2 separate regions of the Mus musculus genome follow, and region 1 is linked to region 2. The links are chromatin contacts, found by Hi-C or POLR2A ChIA-PET in ENCODE. All regions are on one chromosome and are shown on one strand. Each heading gives the region's core, a stretch centred on a gene start or an enhancer-like site at or near the end of the contact. The rest is flanking DNA. Distances are from core to core; before and after follow the strand shown.

Region 1 (5,877 bases), core at 1,546-4,045, 69 kb after region 2:
CATGGGCCGCTTTCTACGAGATGCCAAACTGTATGAGATCGGAGCTGGGACCAGTGAAGTGAGGCGGTTGGTCATTGGCCGAGCTTTCAATGCAGACTTCCGCTAGCCCTCTGCGGCCCATCGCCCCCTGGTCCCAGCACCGAGAGGCCTTTCTTTGGAAGCAGAGATGTGGCAGCCCTCTGACCTGTCTAAGGAAGCTCTGCTGCTCAGCTGCCCTTCTCTGTCAGCCCTCTGCCCCGTGTGAAGTCGGATTCTCCAGCCGTTCCGGGCAGGAAAGCCTAAAATGACTGCTAAAATGACTTTGGCTTTTTGGGGGGTTTGGGGGGAGGGTGGCAGTGTCTGTGCCATTGCTTTCTACATCTGAATGTGATGACCTGACCCTCCAGGTAGCATCTGACAGGTACCCGACTCCTTTTCTTGGGCAAGCCTCTGGCAGGGTGCCCTTTCTGTTCAAGGGTAACAGAGGCATTACCCCTTTCAGTTGTCAGATACTTGTGGTCTCATTTCTTGAGGAAAAGGCAAAAGCCATCTCCTTCTTAACTGTTTCTCCAAGAGCTAGACAGCTCCAGAATGCCTATGGCAGACCCAGGAAGGACAGAGTCCACAGTCCAGGCAAGACAACACAGAAGATCGGCTCCCTCGTGTACCTGAGTCTGTCTGCATCACTCTGTCACAGGCTAGCACTGGGCCTGCTCATGTGACCTTCTGCAGCTGACTGGCCAGCAGACACAGGTCCTGTGGCCCAGCCCAGGTTGCCTGGCTCCCCTCCAGCCTTGTTGCCTCTGTATATTTCTCTAGACACCCTGTGGCTAATTTTATTACAACTGCACAATGTCTGTTGCCATTTTGTATTAAATATACTGCAAGGTAAACCCTTCTGCGCCCAAAGCCGTGTTCTGCAGGAGAAACAAGCCACTTGCTATGGTCCTGTCTGCATCCAGAGAATGTCCTTGAAGCGGCCTGCCCTTCAGTTTGCCCTTTGGGAATGGGATAGGAGGCCAGAATAGGAAGTCTCAGACCCAGATCTCCTGGTGACTTTTCTTCTTGTTGTGTGTGAAATTGTACCTAGGCTGTGCTAGGCAGGCACTGCACCACTGAGTCAGCTCCTTGCCCTACCAACTTCTCCATGGTTTTATTTTAGTCTCCCTGTAGCCGAGACTAGCTTTGAACTAAGACCCTGAACAGTAGATCTGCCCCTATCTCTTGAGTGCTGGGATTACAGGCAACACCCTGTGCTTTTTCTTAAAGGAAAGGGGGAGAAAATGGGGGGGGGGTGTCAAGTGTGGGAAGACAGGAGGAGAGTCTTAAGTTTCTGGAGGATTTTGAGAGTTTTTTTTTTGGGGGGGGGTTGCTTTTGATTCAGAGTCTAACTGTAACTCAGAATCCTCCTGCCTCTGCCTCCTGACTGCCAAAATTATATACATGAACCACCACAGCTGGCATATCTGAGTTTTGTTTCATTTGTCTAGCTATATAGCCCAGGCTGGCCTTGGACTCAAAGATCCTCCTCTGCCTCCCTAGTTCTGAGATTAAAGGCACGTGCAACCACCACACCCAGCTCAAACTCTGCAAGGTTGTTTTGTTCTTTTAATACTTGACTTTTTCAAGGTCAGAATTGGAGCTAGGATCCTAATGGGCTAGCAACAGGGACATCCCAACCTTGGGCCTCCCAACCTTGGGCCGTCACAAATAGCGCCCAGGCCGTGGATTACCACATTCATGTGAGTTCCCAAAAATAAAGACTGTTTTTCCTGGCTCCCAGCCCAACAGTCTTAGCCTAGGTGGAGTGCTGAGGTCTGAGACAGGTGGAGTCAGCACCTTAGCAACCCCACACCCGTCCCATCTTAAGAGGGGGTTCATGAATGCAGTAGATACACTGACCAGCTGAGGAAGATCCCTGGAACAACCCACAGAAGATGATCAAAATGAGGCAGAGGACCTGCACGCCTGCAAGATTGTCACCAAGCCAGACAACCTGGGTTGGAGTCCAAGAACCCATATGGGGGATGGAGAGTTGCCCTCTGACCTCCATAAGTTATCAGAAGGCAACATGTCACCCAGTCATGCCATAGGAACCCTACCAACGAGAGTGTGCCCCAGAAGTTCACCTGTTAAAAACCTCAGTCCCAGCCATTTGTTAATGGTTTAGGTAGTAATGACTTTAGTGGCTTTATAAAAGGGAATCTTAAACTAGTGTGCCTGCTCTGTCGTGTCAGGTCTCCTACCATGTTATCAGGCAAGAGAAGAACACTGGAGTTGGGAGCGCCATGCTTTTGATAGTCAGCCTCTGGAACCATGAGCTATAATTACCCAATCTGTTTGTATCCAGCTATAGCAACTGAAAGGAAGAATGTGATTGTTTTTCTGAATTTTTTTTTAATGTGACACACAAGAAATGTTTTTAAATAAAAGACAAAATAAAAACTATGTCTGAAAAGTGGATGGGAATAGTGGGGGTGGGACGCTGCTAATGAGAAGTGTTAAGTGTAGCCAGGTCTTGTGCCTTATCAGAATCTAGTGACAAACACCTGGGCTCCCTAGGGAGTGACACTGGGCTAAGGCAGCTATATGGGGGTTTTTGTTTGGTTGAGTTGGTTTGGTTTTGGTTCCCAACCCCCACCCACCCCGCTGATAATCCAACTTGGGCCTGGAGAGAGTTTCTCCCCAGGGACCAGAGTCTTAGCCCCACATCCCAGTGGTAGTCCCTTGTAATATTGCTTCACTTCACACATCCACTCCTTCCCTGACCTTTGCAACCAACTGAGTGCTCAAGGCAAGATTGCTTAAGGATGCAAAGCCCTGCTGGGTGAGTTGCTCAAACCTAGGAACGACGGGTGAGCCAGCCACGCTCTGACGCCCGGGAGGCTGGGTGGGGCCCGAGCCGGAGTAAAGCAACAGCACACAGAGTGGAGAGAGCGTCTAGCACACAGCGTGCCCTGGTGGGGGCTGGAATCCGCATGGCCATCGGTTATCTGCTTATGGCGGATCTAAAGTGCTCTCACTTCTTAAGACTCCTGCCTTAAAGCTCTGCGGGCGGCCGATTGCAGCGAGGACTCCCGGGACCCGCTCAGTCAGCGCTGCGTGGAGCTCGCCTGACCCCTACCGGCCATCCGCGGACTCGCAGGCGCGGTGACTTTCTGGACGCTCCAGTTTCCCACTCGTGCTCTGGATGCACGGTTTCCAAGACTGAAATTTCCCCAGAATTTGTATTTTACTAAATGAGAACATTGAAAGATCACTATCCACTATCACCACCATCTCATACAAGAAGGCCAAACAAAAACAGGGAGACCATAAACAGCAAAGATGAGTGTGGTATTCTTTTAAAAATTATGGTCAGAGTTTAAAAAACTGTAATTTTTTTTCCAAAACTTATTTTATGTGTATGAGTATTTTTCTTGCGTGTGTATATGTGTTCTGCTTGTTAGTCTGATACCCGCAGAGACCAGAAGAGGAGCTGGATTCCCTAGAACGATGTTATGAGTTGCCTTGTGGGCAGCGGGGAAACCCATTCAAGGGCCTCTCAATGAACAAATGCCCCTAACCCGGGGGAGCCGTCTCCCCACCCTCCAAAACAATGTAAGTTTTTAAAAGTTTATTGAAGAGGAAAGCCTGTCCCCTCCTTCCCCCTGTACCATTCCCCCAGGACAAAACTTCTTTTGAATCTGTAAGGAGTTCCTTTTTGGCTATTCATGCTTCTAAGTGCTCTATTGATTGATTGGTTCGATTGTAGGTCCTCCTAAGGATACTGTTTTAATGTGCATAATTGTCATTTATGACAATCTTGTTATATGCTCATATTTTTTTCACTATCCAACAGGCATTTAGACAAGCCCCCAGATAGATGGGGGGTGTGGGGGGGGACAGGGCAGGAGCACATACCAGCCTCTTCTTCTGCCTATATTCCACTCCACAGTGGAGGAACTCAGAGCCACACTATGCAAGGTGGGGGCTCTCCCCTACTGTGCTCTACCTACTTCCTCTAACCAAGAGCCATTCAGAATTCGACTTCTCCACACCAATCCAACTTGCCTCCCTTCTTCCAGTCCAGGTCGCTGAACTGCACCTCCACCCTGAGCCAGAGAGAACAATGGAGCCTCCTCTGATGGAGCCAACCATGCATCCCAGCACATTTAAGGTCAATACAAAGGTTACACTGGGCATAGTAGGCATCTTGTATACCCAAGCACTCAGGAGCCTGAAGGAAAGGATTACAGTGACGTTGAGGCCAGCCTGAGCTATATATCCAGTTCAAGGCAAGCCTGGGCTACCTAAGTAAAAGGACTGGGAAAGTGCCCCCCAAATAAAGACCTAACATCTCAGTAGAGCTCCTTTGTCCCAGATGCTTTGGAGACTGAAGCAGGAGGATCACTTGGGGCCAGGAACTTGAGGCTACCTGAGCAACACACTAGACCCAGTGTTAATAAGGAAGCATGGTGCTGCGTGCCTTTAACCTCAGCACTTGGGAAGCAAGGTAGGCAGGTCTCTGTGAATTCGAAGGCTAGCTTAGTCTAGAGAGAGCTCCAGGTCACACAGGGCTCTGGAGACCTTGTCTTGGGGGAGGGGGACCTAAGGATTAGCAAAGCAAACACAATTTGGGTCTATCTTGACTCTTTCTGCAACTCCCCTCTCCGCTGCTGAGCACAGCAGCTGTGGTTGTACGCAGTCTTCCCTGCCTTACTCTGGCCTGGGCCTTTGCCCCAGCTGGTTTCTCCATCCAGGAAGTCCTTCCAGCTCTGTGCTGTGCCCTCCCCTAAAGCCTCACTGCAGGCTCCCTCCAGAAGAACTCTCCAGCCTTTCTTCTCCTCTCTCCCCACCTCACCCACAGCCCACTCCCCTTCCTCCCACCTTGGCACATGAACATCCAAGGGCGCACGACACGTTCAAGGGCAAGGTGGGCATTCTCTTCTTCATGCCTGCCACCTGTTTCCTCCAACAAGGGACAGCTCCAGGCCACAGCTTCTGCTGTTCTAGAATTCTAGAACTGCTCGGCAGTTCGAGTACGCCTGCCCACTCTCAGGGAGAGAGGCTAGCCTCATTTCTCCCAAGTATTTCTTGGATGCTGGTTGCTGTTAGATTAACTAGAGCACTCAGCCGGAGGCAGCCCCCCATCCTGCACCCCATCCTGCACAGTGGGTTTTATTATCTGATGTACCCATTTCTCTGCCTTTAGGCTGTAAACTTGAGGGCTAGCTCTGGGATTGCACTTGTCTATGTGGGAACATCAGCAGCAGCGTCATGTGATGCCTGGCCCATGTGTTGCTGACAACATTGGTTATTTGTTCTATGGTCACCTTATAATACTGTTAGATTTTAGAGGTCAAAAATCATTTCCTGCCAGATACCATCGATGGCATGTGTCCATAGTCCCAGCATTCAGGAGGTCGAGGCAGGAGGATTTCATGTTTGGGGCCAGCCAAGGCATTGTGGTGAGACAGAACAAAACAAGCAAGCAAACAAACAAAAACCTACAGTAACAACAAAACCCTCCCAGTTCTCTGAACCTGCAGCAGGGCCAGTGCTTGCAATAGGTACTCAGTAGCTAAGTTCATGCTGGATGAGGGAAACAACAGGTGGGCCGGAGCCCTGGCCTAATCCAGAGTTGGCACAAACAGCGGAGCCAGCCGGCTTCGCCTGACCCTGCTCTCCCCATCCCTTCCCACCCGGGAGTAGCCAGGGCCCAGCTGCAGAGGGAGGCCCTCACTCCCAATCTTCCTCTGACCCACTCAGAGAGGAACCTTGGCCCCTCCTCTGCCGACTGGGGACAGAAAATAGGGGGGCAGAGGAGGACCACACACTGCTCTTCCCTTCCACGGTAAAAATGTGCACATAAGCAGGCACATACGTGCAATGTCAAAAATAAGAGGCAGAAGCAAG
Region 2 (6,564 bases), core at 462-2,961:
TCCAAATGGTTACCAAAAGAATAGGAAGAAAATGACTTTAAGGGCTCTACCAAGAAAAAAGTCTGGTCCATGTCTTTAATCCCAGGACTCCCAAGGTACAAATATATCTCTGTGATAGATCATAGGTAGGTAGTTCTGGATCTTTGTGAGTTCAAGGCTAGCCTGGTCTATGTAGTAAATTCAGAACAGTCAGGACTACATAGTGAGCACCTGTAAAGGAAGGAGAGAAGAGGGGTGAGAGAGAAGAGAGGAGGTAGAGGATAGGATAGAGAAAGGAGAGAGGAGAGAGAAGGATAGGATAGAGAAAGGAGAGAGGAGGATAGGATAGAGAAAGGAGAGAGAAAAAGGAGAGAGGGGAGAAGAGGCAGAGGATAGGATAGAGAAAGGAGAGAGAAAAAGGAGAGAGGGGAGAAGAGGCAGAGGATAGGATAGAGAAAGGAGAGAGAAAAAGGAGAGAGGAGAGAGAAGATAGGATAGAGAAAGGGGGACGGGAGAGAGAGAGAGCAAGTTAACTGTCATTGGTTACTGTGTGGGTTCTTTCACCCTCTCCACCCTTTCAACCCCCTAACACTAGATAGGAGAGAATAAAAGAAAGAGGAGAAAGGACATTATCTTTAGACCACTTCCTGCTGCTTAGGGGCATTGAGTTCCTTGGGGGCAAGTTTGATCTTCACTGTCAGGGTATGTAATTTCTTCTTGTTCTTTCTTCTTTGCACATGACTACTTAACAAAGTGTGACCAACCATAACCAACAGCAAGCAACCAACAACCCACACCATTTCTCAGGGCCCTAGCATTTATATACCCTCTAAAAAGTTCCCAAAGTCCAAACATAACACCATCGCACTCTGATAGAGCACAAGGCACATCATAGTCAGTTGCTGTGAACTGTCTGAAGCAGCCCCATATCCCACACCAGGGATTAAAACAAAACCACATTTTCATAAAAGAAATCAAAATGCCAAAATTGTCACCATGGGGGGGGGGAGATCCATTTCTACCTTAAAACTTAACACTTCTCATTGTTCCTGAGATTAACAACTCCTTATCTTTCCTGAATCAAACACACCTAAATCTTATTATTTAAATAAGGTTTTGCTGTTCTGTAGCTCCTACTGGCCTGGAATGTAGCCTAGGCTAACCTTAAAGACAGGGCAATTCTCCCGTGGCAGCCTCCTGAGTGCTAGAATCACCACTGTGGACCACTAGGACCTCAGTCTTTCCGATTTATACTGGTTCTTTGCTTTTCTCTCTTATAGCATCTTTGTTTTCCCTTCATTATCTTCCCATGGATGGTAAATGTGTGTTTGCAGTTGTCTGTTTAGTGTGTTTTCTGGATTATAAGCTCCAAGAGGGCAGAGCTAAAGTCAGCCCTTCTATATACTCCCCTTACCCCATCACCCTCTTAAATGTCCAGCACCAGGCTGCTGCTCCTTTTGTATTTGTGTTTTCAACGTGACGACTGAAAATCTGCCTTGTTTTGTATGAGTAACTTTAATTTGTAATTAAATCTGCATGCGGGTTTTTAAGCACATTAGCTATTTCAGCCCACTGGTGTCCTTCAAGTAGGCTCTCCTGCTCTTCACCTGGTAGTTTCTATTCAGGCCACCTGTATTCCTGGCAGGATCCTTAGCAATCAAAGACCAAATAAAGAGGATTGTGACTTGACGCTAGGCGAGTTCACGTGTCTGCCTTCTGGCTGGAATGTGACAGCTTGGCTCAATAGCTCCATTCAAGCCAGCCCAGTGAGTCCCTGGCCCAGCCTCGACCAGCAGGCTGGAGCAACTCTGCTCGAACCTTCCGTACAGCATGGCGGCTCCCGAGGCCGAGGCACAAGAGACAGCCTTCCGTACAACAGGGCCGCCTACAGACTCGGAGCCGCGCCCCTTCCCTCCCAGCTCCCGGAAGTTTCCTTTTGAAAGCGCGGCGGCAGACTCTAACGAGGACTGGGCAGTTGCTGCGGAGCATTATTTGAAAGGGAGCGGAGAGAACGGCGGATGGGAGCAGCCGGCACCGGGGTTAAGCTCTGCGGGATGTGTGCGGGTGGAAGGACGGGCGGGCTGGCGTGGCGGGGCTCTGGCGCTGCTAATATCCGTCTTGCACTTTCAGGGTCCAGCCAAGCCACCCGGCTACGATGGCCAGTGCTAAGACGGTGTGCGATGCGCAGCCTCACTCGATGCCGAGCTGCGGCTTGCCCGCAGGTGGGTGTCCACACCTCCACCAGCCGGGGGGTCTGTAGTCTATATGCTAGGACTAAGAAGGACGAAATCTGTATGTCGGGGCGGCGTCCGGTTAGCTCTGACATCCTCCTGCTCCTCACCCCAACTAGGCTGTGTAAGAGAGTCCCTGTTCCTATTTCTGACCCAGCCCCCTTTTGCGATTACCAAGGTTATGCAGCGCTATGCAGCCCAGGCTAGCTTGGGGCACACAGAGATCCTGCCTCTGCCTCCTGAGTGCTTAAAGGCTTGTGTCACCATGCTCAGTGCTTGGCCTCCCTTTTTTCCTTTTTTTTTCTCCCCCCCGCTCCAGCCCTTCCCTCCCGCCCGCCTTTTTTAAAAGCTAGGTTTCACTCTGTAGCCCTGTGTAACGTTAGCTTTCAGCAACATTCCCACTTCCGCTCCGAAATGCTGAAATTACAGGCCCACTGCCACCACACTTGCCTCTCTAGAACCCCTTTTTTTTTTTAATTGTGTGCATGTGGTGCAGGGGGGGCTTGTGCATATGAGCTTAGGTGCCCATCGAGAGTCAGAGCCTTGATCCCCTAGACCTGGAGTTACAGGCGGTTGTGAGCCACCTTATATTGGTGCAGGGAACCAAACTCCAGTCCTCTGGAAGAGTAATTTTCCCTTTTAACCTCTGAGTCATCTCTTTAACCCTAGAAATTGCTTTTAATGCAGTTATCCTTTTTATTTCCAGGTAAAGATTGGTTGTCTTAAGATTGGGGAGAAAACTCCAGGGTTCCTTGTTCACATTAGCAGGTGCACAGTGGCTCTCCCGAGCAGACCATCAATATATGTTGAGTGGAATGAGAGAGATGAGCCCGGCCCAGACAGAGTTACTGAGAACCTTGAGAGGAGAGAGAGGCTGAAAACAATTTGTAGCTGCTTTTCTGTCTTGGTCTGTGCTGCTTTTCTTGTGGTTGACAGTCATCAGGTGAGGTCTGTAGTGATTGTACTGCCTCACGTGGCGATTATAGCACAGAAGATGGTCCTGGCGTTGGGCGGCTGTTAGGAGGGCTTAGGAGCATCCTTTTACCGTCCCTTTCCAGATGATTCCGCGCAGCGGATCGGAGAACAGCGGCAGGCAGGCTTGGCCTCAGAAGTGAAGTAAAACAGGCTTTTCCACCAGGCTTAAAGGTTTATTCTCTTTGCCCTGGGTATCTCAAGACATCCTAGTGCCATTAGCAGAAGCATTGCTTAAGGAGTGGAGGCAGGACTCTGCAGCCTTCTGCTGCTGCTTCTCCACCCCGCCCGCCCCCCCCCCCCCAACACACACACACACACACACACACACCTTCCTCACAGTGCCCTGGATAGCTGGCAGTGACAGCCTTCCTCACCAAACTAAAGTTTTCATCTCTGTTTGCAATCCCACCCCAGCTTCATGGTCATGTGTAGTGCAATAGCTAGCTGTGAAGTTTTTAGGTTGTCTCCACCTACAAAGGGAAAACAGCTAGGAAATGAAGGTGGGTGTGGTACACACCTGTCAGTCAGTCATCCTAGCGATTGCTCTAGATATCCAGGGAAGGGGATGCACGTGTGCTCCAGGCCTGCTTGGTCAATGTAGTGAGCTGCAGGTTATACAGCAAGACCCTCGGAAGAGGGGCTTGAATAAACAAGCTTGACAAACTTTCTTCTTTTACACCAGCCATCTAATTCTCCTTAGCATCTCTCTTCTTAGGAGACCATCATAAGTTCTACTGATGGCTCTTCCCTACAGCATAGTCCTCAGGGTTCCGCAGATACAGATTGTTGAAGCTGGTTGCAGTTAATGAATTAGTTTTTAATTTATTATGAACTCTAATTACATGGACTAGATATATTACTGTATTTAACTTACTACTACTTGAGTTGACAAGATAATACTACAAAGTTACTTCTTCTAACAGATACCTCGGAAGAACCCATTTAATAATTGCATAGTGTTAGGAATATTGAAACTAAATTTCTAATGTCCTGTAAATTGTACCTATAAGCAAAATGAGTTGAGGAACTATATTTACTCCAAATTAATGTGCAGCAACTTATTTGAATAAACTTTTTATTAAATACAAAGTGCTCTACAGTATGATTCAGCACTATACCTCATTTCTTCAACTTAGTAATTATTTAATTATTATGCCTTTTAACCTACATCCAGTTTAAAGGAGCCATTTACAGTGAAGAAAGTGGAGTCCGTATAATCTAGAACCTTCTGAGCTGGAAAGAGAACAGCCTAGGGGTTGGGGTCTGATAGGTGCTATGGCATGTGTGTGTTACACCGTGTGTGTGGGCGTCAGGATAGGGGGTGGGAAGGGTTACCTGGTCTGGCCCAGTCAGGAGATCAGCAAGAGGGCCAAGTAGGAATCTCTTAACAAGGGGTCAATAAAGGACAAGAACTGGAAGGGCAAGAGCCTGGCGTAGGGAAGAGGAGAGGAAAGAGTTTATATGTCCAGGGCAGTGAAACAGACCAGAGTTGACAAGTTCCTTTTATTCTGCCTGTGGCTGATTCCTGAAGTCTGGACATATACCTAGCCACCGGAACATGAAGATGTCTCAAAGTGGTTGTGAGGACATTTTGGTGAAAGTGGGTAACACTTAAGAGGAAACAGCTAGAAGCTGTCTGGGGAGAAAGGATTTGGGAGCCTTGAGGGGCAGTTCCAGCTGGACTTTTCCTTCTGCCTCCATTGTCACGTAACTGTAGCCTGTCAAGCTTGGGGTCTCATCAGGCACTCGGAGCGATGAATTTTGTGTGTTGGTGCATGCCTTGTTGCGAGATATTTGCTCACATTGTGACCCCTGAGAGTGTGACCTGGAAAAACCTGTTTCTTGTGGTGTGGCTCAGCCCTAGCACACACATTTAACCCAAGAGCTTTCTGTAAAGAAGAGTTAAGTGAAGTCAGTGACAGGGGAAGAAGCAAAGCAGCCACCAGTTGACAGGGAGTGAAGTTAAGAAAAGGCAGGGAAGAGAGAGGAGGGTCTGCGAGTCAAGGGGATTGAAGACCGTGTGGAGAAGGAGAAGGCGCTTTTCCCTCTGGGTCACCAGCTGGGCGCTTTCTCTGCCTCTCTGAGCTAGCAGGCTTTCACCACAGCGACTGGCTCCTGAGTCCCCATAGGTAAATCAAACATTGGTGATTTTGTTTCATAAACAATACACCTACAAACCCCAGCATTTGGAGGCAGAGTCAAGAACTGTCTCTCCATTTTTTGAAGCAAGTCGGTGTAGAGACTTTCTTTGGAAACAACCTCTATTCCTATCTTAGATTGGACAGTATGAAAATGAGGGCTTATGGTAGCTCAGAGTGGGGCTCTGTGTGGCACAGCAAGAAGGCTGGTGGGTCGTGCTGTGGCTTCACTCCTATTTTCCCTTTCAGATACACAAACTCGAGCTACTTCTAAACTACCTGTTAAATCCAAAGAAGCGGATTTGCTTAGACATCTTCATCCAGGAGGGCCAGAGCCTGATGTTACAAAAGTCACCAAATCGAGACGAGAGAATGGGTGAGAGTAGATCGCTGGCATCTGGTTATAGCAGCTTGCCAGAGAGCCCGAGAGCTTGCCCTGTGTGTTCAAGGGCCTGGGTGGACTGTCCAGCAGACAGGTGGAGGGACAGGGAGAGATACTGATTTTTCTAGAAATTGCTGAGCACCAGAAATGTTTTAATAGAGACTGAAGAGATGGTTTAGCAGTTCTGACTTGGAGAGGACCCTGGTTCTGTTCCTAGCACCTGCATGGTAATTGAAATCCATCTCTAACCTAGCTCCAAGAGATCCAGTGTCCTCTTCTGACCTCTTTTGGGTCCAGGCACACACACATTTGATGTGAGATATATATGTGTGTGTGTATATATATATCACACATAGGAAAAACACCCATCCACATAAAATAATCTGATCAAACAGTCATAGCCTAAAAGGTGAGGCCGACTGTAAGCCTTATTCATAGGCCTGAGCCTGAGCGGGGTCCAGCCTCAGGACCTAGCATGTACATGTGACTCTAGGCAGTGACCCTCTTCCAGGTGAATGTGGTTGACATGAGATAGTCATAATATCCAAAGCAAGCTCAGGTCTGTCGGTTGTTGGGGTGAAACCAGCACGCATGCTCAGCTCTCAGCCTTCGCTAGTTACTGGGGTGTACTCTTTGGTTTTTTTCCTCAGAAACTCAACTATCTTAAGTTAGGTGTGATAGCATGCACCTGCACTCCCAGAACTGAAGAGGCTGAGGCAGGAGGATTGGAATTTCCAACCCTGTCCCAAAACAGCAAAGAAGCCAAGCCCTTATTTGCACCTTATTTGTAGCACCAACTACTGTGGTTCTCTGATGAGCTTTGATTCTGCTTCCATAGGCAGGTGAAAGCGGCAGAGAC

What was found. Hi-C counts contacts between places; a loop is a spot of excess contacts on that map. ChIA-PET counts read pairs that join two places held with the same protein, here RNA polymerase II (POLR2A).
Region 1: a map of heart shows a loop between it and region 2 (2.5-fold over the local background). The contact joins the enhancer-like site here to the promoter of Knstrn in region 2. A Hi-C loop is called at or near these places in 3 of 37 maps with a recorded cell type or tissue (all heart). POLR2A ChIA-PET finds 5 or more read pairs at or near these places in 2 of 5 experiments (both embryonic stem cell).

The regions. Positions count from the first base shown.
Region 1 is chr2:118,880,481-118,886,357 of GRCm38, forward strand. It overlaps Ivd (isovaleryl coenzyme A dehydrogenase), which reads left to right. Exons shown (of 12, transcript NM_019826.4): 12 at 1-2,429. The coding sequence ends at 106. Among named protein-coding and RNA genes, the nearest start is that of Gm32798, 4.3 kb to the right of the region's middle. Within about 2 kb of position 2,796, at least 1 of the 3 ENCODE cell types and tissues checked has a DNase peak (open chromatin) inside an H3K27ac peak, as active enhancers do; it is heart, where a contact is called at or near this core.
Region 2 is chr2:118,812,292-118,818,855 of GRCm38, forward strand. Knstrn (kinetochore-localized astrin/SPAG5 binding) reads left to right here and starts at 1,712. Exons shown (of 9, transcript NM_026412.3): 1 at 1,712-2,018; 2 at 2,110-2,201; 3 at 5,573-5,699; 4 at 6,544-6,564. The coding sequence starts at 1,810.